Linked DNA regions of Homo sapiens: all the other regions are linked to region 2. Evidence: chromatin contacts called from ENCODE Hi-C or POLR2A ChIA-PET data. All regions are on one chromosome and are shown on one strand. The core of a region is the stretch at or near the end of the contact, and the rest is flanking DNA. Distances in the headings are between cores, read along the strand shown. Region 1 overlaps CASC15 (cancer susceptibility 15). Region 2 overlaps CDKAL1 (CDKAL1 threonylcarbamoyladenosine tRNA methylthiotransferase). Region 3 holds the start of NBAT1 (neuroblastoma associated transcript 1). Region 4 overlaps CASC15 (cancer susceptibility 15).

Region 1 (2,700 bases), core at 36-2,535, 1.3 Mb after region 2:
AAAGCAATAGTCACCCACAAGTATTCAGCCTATCTTGTCTTATTGCTTAAAAGTAAAGGCAGACGCTATTCAACACCTGGGTACCAACAGTTGACATTTACCCACATTAAGTGCTAAGGCTGTAGATGAGGATTTCTTCTTGTCGGCCTTTAAACATCCTAGTAAGCCCAGGGCCAACGCTGGCACAGGGGAAGGTGAGGGATGTGGGTGAGTAATAAGGAGTGCTTTCTTTTTTATTTTCTTATAAACTAATTTTGTTTCTCTACCTGTGATAACTCTGCAGTCCAATTTAAACCTGCCTGCTTTTCCACTTAATGCATGCTCATCTGATCTGTTAGCCTTATAATTGTGTTTCAGCAGGAGGAATACACTTGTGGCATGTCCAAGGTGTGTGTGTGTGTGTGTGTGAAAAATCCAATAGCATTCTTGATATGCAGGAGTGAAATTCTCGGGAGGAAAGCCACTGCCAAGCAACACTCTAACCTCTGCATTGATTTTGGATGCCTAGAGGTCTGGAAGATTTGACAGTTCTCCATTCCTACTGCTTCACTCTCATCCAAGAAGGAATACTGTTTCGATTAATCATTGGGAAGCATTTTGGATAGATATAGCTCTGTGTGTTTTCTTTAAATTAAATATAGAACTGTCCTTTTGAGGGAAAGCCGTGATTCTTTATTGTCAGAAAGTTTGGCTAGAATAACCTTCCCTTTTCTTGTAATATTTAACTTTGCTTGTGAGTAACTATAACAATTCACTTCCTTGCATGCCAGTGTCCTCTTGGGTAGAATCTCCTAATAACATGTACAAATGTTATGTAAATCCCCCCTCCCCCACAAGATGTTTATTGAGTGAAAATGCCTCTAAGATTTTATTCCATTACTGTCAAAATGTCCAAGGTTATTTTACGCATGCTGTGGACATATTATTTGGATTAGCAAAATGTCTAGCAAGCAGGTATAACTGATTCTGGCATGCAACTGTAATCTCTTGTTACAGGGAGACAGTGCATTCCTTTTCAAGGTTACCCTCATTTTTTTGCAAGGTTATAAACCATAGATTTAGGAATCACTGGGGTCAAAGGGAAAAGGGAAAGACAATGAGCCCCATTCATCCTTATGAGCCCTAATGAGTATAGAGATAGTATATTTTCCAGGTTAGAGCCCCATCTCTGACAGGCTTTAATTATCTATGAGCTGAAACAAGAAGCAATATAAACATACAAAAGCATTTCAGGAACAGGTTTTTGAAGGAGATGAATCACCCAAGTTGGTGTCCCACTCAGCCCTTTTGCAAGGGGCCAGCTCCCTCCATTCTGCCTGCCACTTGATCACGTGACAGCTGTTTGCAGACTAAAGGAAAGAAACAATCATTCACTAGCAGGAAACCCAATCCCGGGCAGGTGCAGTTTGAGTAACGACTCTAGGCCTGAAGGTCAGAATGGCTGCAAAGACCTAAGCTTTTGCAGATGGTCTGAGTGGGAGGAGCCAGGTTCAATAACCCTTCTGTAGCCCCCAGGTTGGTCCTTCCTCGGGGAGGGTGCTACCACTTCTCCAGATACTGCTGAACTTTTGAACCCAAGTACAGTACGCTATTTAGGATGTTTGTCATTTATAGCTTTTAGATAAAGCAGTAGCGGATTTTAAGGAAACAGTAGACAGATCCATTTTCCTTTTCCTCCAGTGATGTTAGTGATCTAATTAGAAGTCAGTGTTTTAGCAGCTTCCTCTCTATGTGCTTTGGGTTCTTTTTTTCTAAGAGACGCCTATGGACATGAACAAAAGCCGGATGTTGCACTAGGGCTTCTGAACAAGTGCTCTGCATTAGATACGTCTGGAGTTTACACACCACGCTTTCCTCTGTGCAGACCAAATGAGAGCCTGCCGGGTGTTACGACTCCCTGTGTCCATTGTCAAAGCTGTATTTTCACTGCCTTGAAAAGTGCCCTTCTGCCACTTCATTTTATATCCATTACCAGTGGCCACTTTTTCTATTTATATTGCTTGGAACTAATTGAGATTCCAGGTGCACAAGTGTGTCACACGCAAGGGCTTGGGTACTTGGGCAAGTGTAACAATAGTTCAGGAAGAGATGATCAGCAGCCACCCTTTCTGGGTTGAGGAAACCTCCAAAAAAACCGAATAGAAAGTATCAAATACATAAATTTGAAGGGAGAATATATGAGCCTGGCATCTTCTCAGCTGCAACCTGATTTATTGAAAAAAATGGTGATTGGGGGAAAGTATAGAATATTTGCTTGAAGGAATCCACTTCTCTGAATAGCTCCCTCGTTTCTGTGGCTTGGAGACTGAGACTTAGAATTCCACAATTATACTGTATAGATGAGCCTTGTTCTATATTTGGGATGTAATCTCCACACTCAGGAGCTACATATGGCCGTGAGCACCCACTTAAGAGCTAAAAATGTAAGTTACCGCCTACTTTGTCCTGAATTGGAATCATACATAATTGCTCTATGCTTTAAAAAATCTTCCTTTGAGGAAAGAGTTCAAGATCAAATTGTTAGTGGGTAATCTTATATGAAGCCAAGTATCACTAGCTGTTGAAAGAAGCTACATAAATACTTGTTGTTGAACAAATAAAATAAATGAAGGAAGAATTCACATCTCTCATTACTTAATCAGAAAGTAACATGGTGAGTCAGGAAGCTGTAGGCTTATCCTAGAAGTAAATACCCATCAT
Region 2 (2,700 bases), core at 133-2,632:
ATGGTGTCTCACTGTGTTGCCCAGTCTGGTCTTGAACTCCTGACCTCAACTGATCCTCCCATCTCAAATTCCCTAGTCACTGGGATTACAGGCATGAGCCACCACACCTAGCCAACGAGGGCTTTTTTTTTTTCTCATTAACATAGAGATATGAAGAATACTATATTGGATTAAAAGTTTTTGCATTTGTGAAGTGTAAGCAGCTGTGTGAATGTAGTCAATGTGTATTCTTCATTTAATAAACATAAGTATCTTTTCCTTTCCAAATTATACAAAAAATACTAAAAGCAATCAAACGATTTTTACAGAATCTTAACTAATATAAAAATTTGTTCATTGCTTATAATACAGAATAATTATATAACTTGGCTCATTATCTAAGCTTAATGAATTAATGTTGGAATGTAAAAACGAGCAATTTTAAGCCAGCGATGGCTCAATCATTTTTAACTGAGGGATTTTGGGATCAATTACTAAAATGTTCTGAGCCTCAGTGTCTTTAAAATGTAATGATGCTCTATTAATCTCATGAAATTGAAGTGAAAACAAATGTGAGGTAATATGTTTTTGGAAATATTTATAAGTTTAAAAATAGCCTGCTTGGTACTTGTGCCTGTAATGCTAGCTACTCAGGAGGCTGAGACAGGTGAATTACCTGAGGCCAGGAATTTGAGTCTGTCCTGTGCAACATAGCAAGACCCCATCTCCAAAAAAGCTAATATATTTATAAAGCTTAAATGTTATAAAATGATAAACTGATGGTTTTTGAATTCTTTGCTCTACTCACCTTTCATCTGTTAAAGATGTTTTTGTACAATTTAGCTCAGTTCCTAAATATACCAAAAGATGGCACTGTTTACCTATGTTTAATATTTTAATTTGCATTTTTTGATGAAAAAGTGTGTTGAATGTTTTATCTACAAATGTTTTAAATTGAGGTTATTTTTTTACATTTAATTTTCTGTTTTGTAAATGGATCTTTAATTCATGTAAAGTTTACTAGGACCAGGTTTCATTTTTATTTTGAAATGGTTTGGAAATTCAGATATTTAACAATCATTTTGTAGATATAAACTCCTGTGTGATCCATTGTAATTAATGATAAAACCTTGTATTAATGTGACAGCTAATGTTTCATGGAAAACCTAGTTGCTTTTGTATAACAAAAACCATTAAATTTTTTAAGCCTCTGAAAACAGTCCAGTGATTAAAACATGACAGCCACAAATAAATTATTTATGTGGCTTTTAGGTCACACTGCCCAGGTTTATTCATTTTAGAAAGTTATTTTATCTTAAAAGTACCTTTGAAAATGTAGCAAAACCTTTCATTGCTTGAATTTCCTACTCACAGTTGTGTGATGAGAGGAGAATCTAGGTCCAGGTCCTGCGAAGAGCTTCTCTGGGTGAGAAATGCAAAAATTAGATAATATGAATTTGACTTGAAGTGAGGGTTATTTATATAGCAGGATGTGGTGAATACACTTCCCATACAGTTAGACGGAAACCTCCTGATTGTTCATTTATACAGCCTATTACATCCAATGTAGTTTATGACCTAGAAAGAGAATACAAGTAGGATATTTTTTTATCCCATCAAAGCTATCTATATATATATATATTTTTAAATGAACAGCATTTGTCAGTGATTTTTACAGGGGTGAAAAAGCACAAGACAGTTCCATTACTATTATAAAATGTTTTACTTTTGTTGTGGGGGTAAGTTTAGAAGTCCAAGATATAATAATTTCAGATGTGCTTCTACTGTTTCCTTTACTTAAAAGTAGGGACTATTTTGAGGCAATATAATTTGTATGTTTCAGTTTTTATTTCTCTCTGAAAATCACTTTTTAGGGTACCATGCCTTGGAAAGAAAGTTTACATTTTTTTCCGTTAAAAACCCATCCTCCTAACTCTGAAATGACTGTCTCAGTTACTAAATGTATATAGCTTGGGGGAAGTGAAGGCACAGTTGGCAGTTAGAGGTTTGTTTTTATGTTCATGGGAGTATATGTGCTTATATTTAAATGTTCACTCTTCTAGCAGGGTTTGTTGATGTTAGTAATATGCTACATATGCGATTTGTCTGAATTGTTTAAAAATGCATAATTACAGGAGGATTTGATTATTCAGCAACAGTTCCAGTAGCTAAAGACTATCATATAGATATTTTCTTCCAGTATTTGACAGTGGTTCTGTGAGCTATGAGTAGCATAAAAAATAAAAAGAAGATACTGTGACTCTTTAATACCCTAGAGGCCGTAGTCTTAGGATATTCTTACTGTAGAGATGAAAAAACAGGGCTTCATTAACAAACTGAACTGCTATTTCACCTCTTTTAGTAGATGTGTAATTCTGTGGGTTTGGTAAATAACAAAGGCTTTTTTCCTAAATGATTTAATGCTTTCAGATTTTTGTGGGAAAATTAGAAAAAGCAAAAATGCACTCAGTGATTTTTTTTTTAAACCCCTTTGTTTCTGGACAAATGGACAAAGATAGTTAAGTGTCCCAAAAATGGTTTTAACAGGCTTCCCTCTCCAACCCCATACATACCCTGGCTGTCCATAATTCCAATTTTGGGTAGGTAGTAAAATGTGATATTAGACTACGAGTATTTTCCCTCCAAATAATACTTGTGATTAAAAGAAATGCAATCAAATAGCATTATATATTCGTTATGAAAGAAAGATCTGTCATGCAG
Region 3 (2,727 bases), core at 28-2,527, 1.6 Mb after region 2:
TTTCCAAGCCTGATCATGCTATGAAGACGTGGTGTGTGCTTTTCAGGAATCCACTTAAGTGGAATCAGCTTTGACTAATACATACTAGAAATAATATTGCTGCCATCCAGCTAGTGTCTGTGGTACAGCATCCTCAGAATGTCTTCAAGTATCCACGGCCTCTTTAGTCTCTGTAAGTGCGCATATGTAAAAGTGTATATGTATTCCCAAGCAAGCTTCAGAGGCATGCTTCTCATTGTTCTTTTAAGGAAATGTCTTCCTGGCCGCCTGAGAGGGGCATGTCTCACTTGAGGTTTGTCTCCCTCCTGCTCCCCCTGCCTGGGTGAAATAGTTGACCACATCAGCAGCCGACTGCAGTTTGTCATGTGGTTTCTCATGTGATGCTGGGTCTGCAGCACTTGGGAGCAAGAGTCTTTGTGACTGGCACTCATGGACAGACAGTGGTGTTCAGGGACAGAACAGATTTTGGAGGGGGTGGGGAGGCCAATAAACCAAGAAACGTCAGAAATAAAAGTCGCATGAAGTACTCTGATCTCTGTATTTCCTTTTTTTTTTTTTTTTTTTTGAAATTTGATTTTAACTCTTGCTTTTTTTTATGGTTTGTGTCTGTTTTTTCCACCCCCGCTGGCGCCGAGCTGCGCTGTTTTGTGTTTCTTTTTTTTTTTTTTTTTCTATTTTTTTTTTTTAAATTCTGAAGCCAGACCGTCTTTCCTCACAGCTCCACGGCTGCATCTCCGTGGGCACGCAAGCTTCCCCTGGTTACCTGAGCTGCTCCTGCCGTCTCCCGCCTGGGCTTCGCCGTGGTGCACCCGATCCCGGAATCGTGCGTCTGCGCCCTGCGAAAGAAGGACCTGCTGGCGGAGCTCCGGCCGGGGTCTCCTGCCTCGCAGCTGGGCGAGGGGACTTGGAGGACAGGGTGAAGCTGCAGAAGACCTGGGGTGGGATGGCTAGAGAGGACGCCAAGGACTGGGGAAGGGGAAGTTAGGAATACCTTACATCCAATGCCCACCCGTGCTCCGCAGGGCAAGGGCAGCCGTCGCCTCGGCCGCGTGCACCCAGCTCAGGCTGTTCCCAGGGATTTAGTCTGGGGGGACAACCCATGGCGAGATGTGGTGGCATTTTACCTCAGAGTGGAGCTGAAGATGGATAAACAAGGTATCTGATGTATCTGCCTGAGAAGGCAGAGCTGGAGAAAGGCGGAGCGAGGGAGCGCGTGAAAAGAAAGAGATGCCGAATGCCGGGTGATTGTCTGCCGCTTGCTGTGCATTCTCATTCTAGGGAGGATGGCATAATTTATAACCCAGCACATGGATAGAGGAACTGTAAATTGTAGTCTGGATGTCCCCGGCGCTGTCGACGAAGGAACTGATGGGCTAGGTGACTGTACCAGTGTCCCCAGAGAAAATCGCAGCCTCGCAGCATGGATTTAAATGCATGTGCATGCATGTAGAGACATGAAAAAAGGTTTCTGACCATTTTACACAGGAAGTCTGTCACTTTGCTGGATCGGGCTTGATTGCAGCTTGTGTTTTCAGCTCCAGTTCAACACCCATTTCCTGACTAGTGAGACAGCATGGCCAAAGCAGCTGCATGCAGAATTTTCTTTTTACTGTGAAAGCAAGCCCCCTCTGTTTTAACTCCTTCCAGTTCTGAATGCTCTGTGCTTTGCTAGGACCGATTGTGGGGTTTTGTTTTCTTCTTCTACAAATCCCTGTAAACACAGCTGTATTCAGTAATGGCAAAAAAATTCTATCCTGTAAATAGAAATCTGATCAATTTAATCAAAATAAATGTATCCCAGATGACTTTGAGACCAGCTGGCTACCACAGGCTTCAGATGCTAAATGCTCAGTGGAGATGAATACAGTGTTATATTTACATGTTTCAGAGTGCCGGGATCAGCCTATAATTTGCAAAAAGAAATTATTTTCTAAAGACGAGAGGTGGTCCTACCAGCTCACAGCTGATGGTTAGGTACAGGTGTAAATGCTGTTCATGTGATTTGGAGATTTGCAGTGTTGCATTTCAAAAGGCATGTGCCATGAGGCAGAGTATGGCTGTTGTTAGTATGGAGAATGCTTGCTTCTAACTTGCTGTTATGGAGAGCCGAATGCCCTCTGAATAGCTTCTAGTGAGGTTGAGGGCAGGCACTTGAGGCTTGTTGTAGATTCAGATGTGAGAGCTGGGGTTCTCCAACCCCAGCTCAGTGGAGTCAGCTCAACCCTGGGGGTGAGGAGGTTTCCCAGTTGTCATGGGGAGCTCTTCTGGGACGCCTGTCTGGCCCTTCCACTGTTTGTTACTAATTCTACAAAGGCAGCTCTGTGTGTTGGATTATGTTTGGCCAGCTGTTGATGCATTCCTGCGGATGGGGCTGGGTGAGGATCTTATTACTGTACTTTCAAACTGTAGATCTGTGTGCAGGGATAGTACAGAAGGAAAGGAAAAGCAATAAGTTACAGAATCTGATCATTCTTACCTCTTTCTCCAGATAGTCCTAGAGTGAATCCAGAAAGGCTTTAAAGTGAAAAGAGGAAAGAGAGAGTAAGTGATTGGGGGTGGGTGGCATGAGGAGAAGAGAATGAAACAGAGCAAGCGCACAAGAGAAAAACAGCCTTAGAACTTCAAAGCTGCATAGACAAGCAGAATGTCACCAGCTTGTAATTAGCGGTTCATGGTTGCGTCAGTGACTGTATCTATCCAAGAATAACTATGTGATATGTGCCACAA
Region 4 (2,714 bases), core at 36-2,535, 1.5 Mb after region 2:
TATATACTCTTTCTTTAAAAAGAGTTTCTGTACAACATTAGGTTCTGCAGAGGGGTTGTTTGGTCTGGGGACTATATGCAAATATGAGATTTCTGTATTAGCAGCATATCTGATACTTTCCAACTAGTTTTTTTTTTTTCTTGTCAATCAAACATACTATGTAGATATTAGCTGTAGGCAAGGAAAGATTTAAAAATATAACCGACATGGGCAATATAGTGAGACTCTGTCTCTACAAAAAAAATTAAAAAAATTAGCAGGGTGTGGTGGCACATGCCTGTGGTCTCAGCTACTTGGGAGGCTGATGTGGGAGGATTGCTTAAGCCTGGGAGTTGGAGGCTGCAGTGAGCTGTGATCTCACCACTGCACTCCAGCCTGGGCAACAGAACAAGACCCTGTCTCAAAATAAATTAAAAACATATATATATAACCTATGACAATGGGAAACATAAGAAGTACTATAAAACTGGATATCAGATACTATTAATAAGTGAAATAAATGTTTTTACTCAGGTAATTCCTCTATGTGACTTATGGTATCCTCAAAGTGAGCTCATACTGTAACTTTCACATAACTTTCCGTCAAATGTGAAGATTTTTTTCTTCTCTCAGGGGACAGTTAATGCCTTTTGGTAAATGTAAAACTGTACTGCGAATGTCAGTTCCTGATCAGATTTGCCTGAGTCTCTAAAGGGAACATGACAAGGGGCTTTGTGCCTGCTGTGTAGGGTGTGTGGTAAGGCGTCTTTCTTCCTTGTGGCTGAATTTGGAATGCCCCGCTCTTTCAGTAAGTGCCATTAATTACACTATTGCTCCTAGAGCACTGAACTGCTCAGCAGGGAATTTCTCCCCACTTTCTGGAGTCTCTGGGGCAGTTTCCATTCATTGCTGTGGGTGGTGGTGAGGCACAGGCTCTGCACCAGCCGCCTGGCTGGAATCCGCCTGGAGACCTCTTTGTGATTTCCCTGAGCTGGGAGAGGGGATTTGGAGCACCTGGTGGGGGGATGCAGCTTGCCACCCTCGTCTTCGTCAGCCTCTCCCCTCCACCCCCTGCACTTGGGAGCACCACCCGGCAGCAGTGTTTTTGTGCCTTGAAACCTTTTGGAGCCGCTGGAATGGAGGCCACCCAGAGCTTCTGTGAGCAGCTGTAGCTGCAGATCTCCTATTGGCCAGAGCAGAGAATGTTCTTACTTATCTCCATTGAGCATGGGTGGCCGTGATCCCTCAGGATAATGCAATTTCTCACTGTCTGGAGGTGGAAGCTATTGTCCTGCTCTCCAGCTTGTTGTTTGAAGTCTTTTTGTAAGGCTTCCGGCTTCTGCTGACTCACAGACACACACAGAAAAACTCCCTTACTGGCTTGCTCCCTCCCAAGGCTTTTGAAATGGCTAAGGAGATAACAAACCTCCCCCCTGCAAGGGGGTAATAGCTTAAATAGTAAGTAGAAAGAACTGTTTTGTACATGTCCACAAAGTCTGAGAAACTTCATCTTCCTCTTTCACTGCTCACTCCGTTTCCTTCCTTGTCCCTTACTCCCCTCTTCAAAAGTTTTGGGCTGAGCCACAGGCCTAAATGTGGTTTGCATATGATTTTTACAGAGGCACAATTCACATCTGGGGACTTTTTCAGATTAACAAGTTGAAGGATGCCATCTTTGTTTCCCCTATGGAAAATTGCCATTTCTAATGAACATTTTATGAAGAAGCCTTCTTCACTTACCTCTCCCACTTGTGATAAACTGTAATTAAAATGTATGAAGAACTTGATTCATGGTGTATGCACCTGGGCTCTTTGTGGAGTCTCTCTTAGCAATATGCCGTGAGAACAGACTGGCAGTTGATGGATTTCTAAAGCAGAAAATCAAGCTTATTCACAATAGAAGCTTATAGTTTTAAAAACCACATGGATAAGAGGACTGTAGTTTTGCAAGATTTGGCAATCATCGATGAACCCAGTAGCCACAGTGACCGAGACTGAAAATGTAGAAGGCTAGCTTTCCTTCTTAATTACTTTTAAACTACGTTAGCAAATTCTCAGGGTCAGTGTGATAGTGATAGTTTCAATGCTTGATTATAGTGATTTTTTTTCGCATAATAATTTTCTTATGTTCCCGTAGCGTAACATAGGTCTTTTTATTAATTAAGGAGAAAGAGAAAGATTGTGTAGAAAGCATTCTTATGTGGTAGCATGTGTGAACTTCTTATAATTAGCAACATGTCCTCATTGCGTACTTAGAAAAATCCAGTGATATAAATCCTCTATTTTGTGCAGTCACTATTTACCCAACTAAATCATTTAACTGATAACATTCACACCTTTCTCCATGATATTTTAGAATAATATCAATGTACAAAAATAATCTCTGTCCTTTCATTGTCATCAGTTTATGAAAATACTGCCAAAGAGTTGGAAAACAAAGTTTTCTCATGTTTTACAACACAGCTCCCCTGGGCCACTGGGCCTAATTTGTTCTTACTAATTTTCAAAAGAGACTCCATCCTTTAGCTCCCCAGAAATATACAGGCTGTCCTAAAGAAGCCGCAGCCTGATACAGAAACTCTGCCAACTTCTAGGAAATGGAAGGTTCTGGAAAGTAGATCATTTTTCCCTCTGGTAGGAACAATATAAGTTTTAGACGTGGGTGGGGGGGTGTTGTGTTTGTGTTAGACATATATGTATACAGCTGCTAGTGCAAAAATCACAAACCTTTCAGT

The links. Hi-C counts contacts between places; a loop is a spot of excess contacts on that map. ChIA-PET counts read pairs that join two places held with the same protein, here RNA polymerase II (POLR2A). Pooled maps may share reads with other maps.
Region 1: a loop to region 2 is called in a map with no recorded cell type, with 6 times the contacts of the local background. The contact joins two enhancer-like sites. A Hi-C loop is called at or near these places in 1 of 37 single-sample maps with no recorded cell type and 1 of 50 pooled maps. POLR2A ChIA-PET finds 5 or more read pairs at or near these places in 1 of 52 experiments (H1).
Region 3: a loop to region 2 is called in a map of IMR-90, with 5 times the contacts of the local background. The contact joins the promoter of NBAT1 here to the enhancer-like site in region 2. A Hi-C loop is called at or near these places in 3 of 168 maps with a recorded cell type or tissue (IMR-90, PC-9 and dorsolateral prefrontal cortex) and 19 of 50 pooled maps.
Region 4: a pooled map shows a loop between it and region 2 (5-fold over the local background). The contact joins two enhancer-like sites. A Hi-C loop is called at or near these places in 3 of 37 single-sample maps with no recorded cell type and 2 of 50 pooled maps.

What each region holds. Positions count from the first base shown.
Region 1 is chr6:21,845,551-21,848,250 of GRCh38, forward strand. The region is part of intron 4 of CASC15 (cancer susceptibility 15); the gene reads left to right. Among named protein-coding and RNA genes, the nearest start is that of CASC15, 180 kb to the left of the region's middle. RefSeq lists enhancers at 1,507-1,556, 1,587-1,716. Within about 2 kb of position 1,286, at least 4 of the 41 ENCODE cell types and tissues checked have a DNase peak (open chromatin) inside an H3K27ac peak, as active enhancers do.
Region 2 is chr6:20,563,534-20,566,233 of GRCh38, forward strand. The region is part of intron 4 of CDKAL1 (CDKAL1 threonylcarbamoyladenosine tRNA methylthiotransferase); the gene reads left to right. Among named protein-coding and RNA genes, the nearest start is that of CDKAL1, 30 kb to the left of the region's middle. Within about 2 kb of position 1,383, at least 4 of the 41 ENCODE cell types and tissues checked have a DNase peak (open chromatin) inside an H3K27ac peak, as active enhancers do.
Region 3 is chr6:22,145,916-22,148,642 of GRCh38, forward strand. It overlaps NBAT1 (neuroblastoma associated transcript 1), which reads right to left and starts at 1,278. Exons shown (of 3, transcript NR_034143.1): 1 at 1,125-1,278; 2 at 764-836. All of the region lies in intron 9 of CASC15 (cancer susceptibility 15), which reads left to right. RefSeq lists an enhancer at 2,430-2,727.
Region 4 is chr6:22,024,571-22,027,284 of GRCh38, forward strand. All of the region lies in intron 7 of CASC15 (cancer susceptibility 15), which reads left to right. Among named protein-coding and RNA genes, the nearest start is that of NBAT1, 120 kb to the right of the region's middle. RefSeq lists enhancers at 1,371-1,540, 2,556-2,714. Within about 2 kb of position 1,286, at least 12 of the 41 ENCODE cell types and tissues checked have a DNase peak (open chromatin) inside an H3K27ac peak, as active enhancers do.